Linked DNA regions of Homo sapiens: region 1 is linked to region 2. Evidence: read pairs that join two places in POLR2A ChIA-PET (ENCODE). Cell type or tissue: IMR-90. All regions are shown on one strand. Each heading gives the region's core, and the rest is flanking DNA. Links, peaks and the distances in the headings are about the cores only. Region 1 overlaps LOC124901411 (a long non-coding RNA gene). Region 2 has its middle 24 kb from the start of WAKMAR2.

Region 1 (2,914 bases), core at 244-2,743, 190 kb after region 2:
CGGGATGTCTCAGAGATCTGAAAGCATTTTCAAGGGAAAAGGAAACCAAAAAAGGAAAGAAATATGTCATCAACATTTATCTATATATCCTCATCCTGTAGCTGAAACTTTGTTTCATCCAATTCCTGGTGTCATAGTTGTCTAAGGGGCCACATGATTCTCTACCAGGATGGGCCATTCTAGTAAGACTGCACCTGGCCAAAGATAAAGCTGTCTTTACATCTGGACTACTTCTTGGAATGTTTCAGATGGTCTCACATGAGCTCACCTAGAAACGTTTGCAACTCCAGGAAACAGCAGCTGCAAGGAGGAGAAAAGGGAGCTAACAGTTATTGAACAGCTTTGTGAGAGGTCATGTTTAGAAGCTTTTCAAGTGCTTTCTCTTTTTATCTTCTCAACAATCCCACGTGGTATCATCATCCTCATTTTATAGTGAAGGAAACAGATGCTCAGCGATGTTGGGTAACTTGCCCCAGGGCAGAAAGCAGAACTGGTCCTGTTCAGCCCAGGATCAAGCCGGAATTCAAATCCAGATCCTCCTGCCTCTGAAATGCTCTTTTCATAAGATTGAGCTTCAGTATATGTGGCCATCCCATACACTCAGGAAGTGGGGAAGGAGGATGTGGTTCCTGAGCCATGAAATAGTCCAGAGAGAATCTAAGAGACAGAATCAGAAAAACATTAGCCCTACAGTCATCATCAACACACAAGTTGAATAACATCAAGTTTTTAGTCCCAGGCTTCCTGTGGACTATCTTTCTGAAGTCCCCTGCTTGAAGGCCGTGCTGGATGGCCGAGCACTTTGGCATAGGAAGGAGAGGAATTTGTATTTCATTAAACAACAACAACAACAACAATTCAGAATTGTAATTCTCTTTTTTTTTTTTTTTTTGTGACAGTTTTGCTCTTGTTGCCCAGGCTGGAGTGCAATGGCGCGATCTCAGCTCACTGCAACCTCCGCCTCCCAGGTTCAAGTGATTCTCCTGCCTCAGCCTCCCGAGTAGCTGAGATTACAGGCATGTGCCACCACGTCCAGCTAATTTTGTATTTTTAGTAGAGACCGGGTTTCTCCATGTTGGTCAGGCTGCTCTCAAACTCCCGATCTCAGGTGATCCACCGCCTCAGCCTCCCAAAGTGCTGGGATTGCAGGCGTGAGCCACCATGCCAGGCTGAGACAATGAAAAGGTGGACATTTGATGAGCTTGTGTTTCTAACAGTTTATAGAGTTCAGAAACATGGAGATTTGTTTGCATGACACTTTCATTACAGAATTATTATTCAGTTGATTTATTCTTTCATTCCAGATCATTAATATTAACTGATATCAGGGGTGTTAAATATTTAGAGATAGAAAAAGAAATGTATCTAATGAGCAAAAATACATTTTAAGATTTAAAAAAAAAAAGAAATCAAATCTTTGGGATCCAACATGGGACTTTGGACAGCTCAGGATATCCGCTGGTTTCTGCCTGGGATCTGAAGACTGTTTACATTCCAGTGGAATTCCTGGGAAAGTCCAGAGCTCTCACTGCTGTGAAAACAATGGCTTATGGTGATAAACTCTCAACTGCCTCACCCTGAGAAGTGGCAAGGCCTGCAAAGTTTCCCTGGGCAGGATGGACAGGGCCAGGCAGCATTCCTAGGAAGAAATTGCCTTGTTTGCTGCCTTGAGCTGAAACTAAAGCTGGTTTGAAGGCATGCAGACTTCTGCCTGCTGAACCATGACTGGGCTTTGACAAAGGTGACTACTACACCTCTTGTCATCAACAGCTGTCATTGCTGACAATTTCCACAAGGAGTCACAGCCACTCTCTGGGCAGGCTGGGCACTCCTAAGGTATGGGAACCTTTTGTTCACTTCACTAGGAAGTCGTGGAGATGGAGCCAGTGATAGTTGGCCTTAAGCTATACTAAATCCCTCCTTTTGCAGAACAGGAAACAGAGGTCCAAGAAGTTCATTCAGTATTTTAACATGGCTGGTTAGTGGCAGGGCCAAGACAAGGAGCCAAGCTTCACTTATCAACTCAACACATATTAATCATGCTCTGCACCATGTGCAGGGAAAGAGCAGTGAGTGAAACTGTTAGGAAAGGAGGGATGGATTTGGGGGTAAGTCCATCCTCCAATTTTCAGTTTTCAGCCTCTTAAGAAAGAGAACTTGATGCTTGGTTTAATCTAGAAGAAGCTAAACATGGAAATATTCCTCTTGCCAGGGGTTGATTTAGGGGTGGGCGTACGATCTAGTTCTGGTCAAGTAGGTATGAAGGGAAATTTGCTATGGGGCTTGGTAATGTTTCTGGGAACAATTTTTCTTCCACTAAAGGTTGCTGCATGGGGATGTAGTGCCTGTCGACAAGCTGACATAGTACAGAAGAGAGATGGAAAAAAACCCTGGGCCCTTGACAACATCACTGAGCTGCTGAAAAACCAAACTCACAGGCCCTGCTACAACACTTGTTGAGATGTGAGCTGATAAAATTAGCTTACTAATTCAGTCAGCTGAGTTAGGTTTTCTAATGTATGTAATAGAAAGCATTCTTTAAAAATATTCAAAGTTTTAGTGGCGGATTTACTAGAATTTTCATCAAATGGCTTCTGTTTTCTCTTAGGAAAGTAGAGGATGGATGGTTTGAAGAAAGTGGAAAATCGAAAAACAGCTCCTTAGAGAAATTCAGGAGTGGGGAGGGCCTGATGATGCCCAAGCCCAAGAGATCATAGGAGGAACAACCAATTCACTAGGAGGCTTTCCTCCAGCTGTGCTCAGTAGCCCAAGAACATCAGCGGAGAGGGTAGATCATTACATTCCGCAAGGTTTGAGGTTTCTTCCTGGGCAGGTGCTTTCCTTTCTCTGCCACATTATATTGTCTTCAAGACGTTGGTTCAGTTCCATATTTGTCAATGTCTACCATGTACAA
Region 2 (2,914 bases), core at 239-2,738:
GATGATAATGACTATCAGGGCTGAAAAAGACACCTCAAGAAAATGGAAAAAAAAAATAGAAGATATGTAGAAAAAAATCACTGGGTGTGCCTGCTAATTCATGGTGAATCACATTTCATTGTCAGTTATGAAGTATGAAGTTTTTGTTGAAACTCAGCTAGTAAATTCCTATCTTCTTTGATGTCAATTAGTTGGGAAGTTATAAAGATAAGTTGAAATTCTCAACAAATGGGTTCAAAATCTCTTGAAACCCTTCATTTGGGTAATTTTTAAGCTGACTAGAAAATTTAGTTTTCAAGTTTAAGTGTGCGGATAATCGAGTTTGTAGGTGGCACATCTGCATCATTCCTGAATGAATGAATGAGTGAAGGTGCCTCTGGGACCCCCCTCTGAGCTAAGTAAAGCATACAGTGACAGTGACCCATAGACACTGTCAACTCATATATCAAATACTAGCAACATGTGGTTTATATCATAATTTTTAAGATGAAAAAATAAACTCAGAGGTCTTCTATTTTGTTCCTGCATCTCCTGGTGGCATGCACCCTGCTTTGGGCTTTGGGAGCAACACAAAGCCCCCAGGAAGTCTTAATTAGAGGGAAAGCATGTCCAGGCCCATTATTCACAGGCATAGGTCACTAATAAAGATACAGCAAAAAGTGGGCTGGAAAAAGGGATGAAGGAGGTTCCAGCTCAAGCTAGAGCAGCAGAAGGGGAGGGGGAGGGGTGGATTTGAGAGACATTGTGGAGATACACTTAAAAGTTTGGATGTAAGGCCAGGCACGGTGGCTCATGCCTGTAATTCCAGCACTTTGGGAGGCCGAGGAGGGTGGATCACTTGAGGTCAGGAGTTCGAGACTAGCCTGACCAACATGGTGAAACCCTTTCTCTATTAAAAATACAAAATTAGCTGGACGTGGTGGCGCACGCCTGTAATCCCAGCTACTTGGGAGGCTGAGGCAGGAGAATTGTTTGAACCTGGGAGGCAGAAGTTGTAGTCAGCTGAGATGGTGCCATTGCACCCCAGCCTGGGAAAATGATAATGCCCTTTCCTCCCTGAGCATGGGAAGAAGAGGGTGGGGCATGAAATGTGATGAGTTCAGTTTCGGATGATGTGAGGTCCCCTTCGCTCCCACCGTGTGGTATATGGGAGGCTTCCTGCAGTGTTGGGAGTGAATATCTGGGCAAGCTGAAGCAAAGCCAGTTCCTTCCAAGCTTTATTTTTCAGCCTTCTAATCCTTAGGCTCTTTGTCTTTTTGGAAAGTTATTTATTTCTTTGAGACTCTGAAGAAAACCATGGGCTCTGGTTCAGAAGAAAGTGCATGTACACACCACAGCATAAATTTCTACCTGTACTTTATAGGACACTCAGCCCCAGAGATCTGTCCAAGTCCAGATGGGAGCCCTACTCTAACAGGCTCTTTCAGTGACCTCAAAACCTGCTCTGTTTCACTATGTGCCAATCTTCTGAGTCAGAGATAATTTGCTAATTATAAGTCACTTCCAATTTTAGAAATCCTCATGACTTATGGTCAAATGCTAATGTTCATCACGCTGATTGATGAATTGTAATTTCTAATGCCGGGTGTGAGATGGCGGAGAAAATGGAGACAAGAGGAGGTTCACTCTGAGACTTTGATTCCTCTGGGCCAGCATTCATATGGCTCAACCAGGATGGAATGCAGTGGGAAACACACAGCACCATCTGTGAATGATTCTTGCCTCACTGAACCAGAATCTAGTAAGAAGTACAAAAGAACAAGTTAAATGACACCACAAGAAAGCAACCAGCCAATCCAGAATGTGGGATACTCTATCTAACAGATGACCTCATTGCTCTAACAAATGAATGGCATGAAAAATTAAAAAAGAATATTCCAGAAAAAAAAAAGAGCCTTGGCTGGGCGTGTGGCTCATGCCTGTAATCCCAGCACTTTGGGAGGTTGAGGCAGGCAGATTGCCTGAGGTCAGAAATTTGAGACCAGCCTGGCCAACATGGTGAAACCCCATTTCTACTAAAAATACAAAAATTAGCCAGGCGTGTGGGCACATGCCTGTAGTCCCAGCTACTTGGGAGGTTGAGGCACAAGAATTGCTTGAACCCAGGTGGTGAAGAACTCAGAGAGCCAAGATTATGCTACTGCACTCCAGCCTGGGTGGTGGAGCAAGACTCTGTCTTGGTGGCTGGCAAGAAGCCGAATAGGAACAGCTCTGGTCTGCAGCTCTCAGTGAGATCAGCACAGAAGGTGGGTGATTTCTGCATTTCCAACTGAGGTAACCAGCTCATCTCACTGGGACTGGTTAGACAGTGGGTGCAGCCCATGGATGATGGGCCAAAGCAGGGTGGGGCATCACCTCACCCGGGAAGCTCAAGGGGTTGGAGAACTCCCTCCCCTAGCCAAGGGAAGCCGTGAAGGACTGTGCTGTGAGGAAGGGTGCACTCTGGCCCAGATACTACACTTTCCATGGTCTTTGCAACCCACAGACCAGGAGATTCCCTTGAGTGCCTATACCACCAGGGCCCTGGGCACAAAACTAGGTGGCCATTTAGGCAGACACTGAGCTAGCTGCAGGAGTTTTTGTTTGTTTGTTTGTTTGTTTGTTTTTTATACCCCAGTGGTGCCTGGAATGCCAGTGAGACAGAACCATTCACTCCCCTGGAATAGGGGGATGAAGCCAAGGAGCCAAGTGGTCTAGCTCAGCAGATTCCAACACCATGGAGCCCAGTAAGCTAAGATCCACCAGCTTGAATTTCTCACTTCCAGCCCAGCAGTCTGAAGTCAACCTAGGATGCTCGAGCTTGGTGGTGGGGAGGGGTGTCTGCCATTACTGAGGCTTGAGTAGGCAGATTTCCCCTCACAGTGTAAACAAAGCCGCCAGGAAGTTCAAACTGGATGGATCCTACCACAGCTCA

What was found. ChIA-PET counts read pairs that join two places held together with the same protein. Peaks named below come from ENCODE experiments on the same cell type or tissue, not always from the same donor. Only the 100,000 strongest peaks of a DNase experiment are listed, where the experiment ranks them.
Region 1: POLR2A ChIA-PET joins it to region 2 with 5 read pairs; 4 of 35 experiments call an interaction of 5 or more read pairs at or near these places.

The regions. Positions count from the first base shown.
Region 1 is chr6:137,696,420-137,699,333 of GRCh38, reverse strand. LOC124901411 (a long non-coding RNA gene) reads right to left here. Exons shown (of 2, transcript XR_007059789.1): 2 at 1-657. Among named protein-coding and RNA genes, the nearest start is that of LINC03004, 32 kb to the right of the region's middle. RefSeq lists enhancers at 1-90, 1-100. In IMR-90, for the core only: no CTCF peak of the experiment used is centred there; a DNase peak (open chromatin) is centred at 1,533.
Region 2 is chr6:137,891,136-137,894,049 of GRCh38, reverse strand. No RefSeq gene overlaps it. Among named protein-coding and RNA genes, the nearest start is that of WAKMAR2, 24 kb to the right of the region's middle. In IMR-90, for the core only: no CTCF peak of the experiment used is centred there; a DNase peak (open chromatin) is centred at 1,709; H3K27ac peaks cover 287 bases.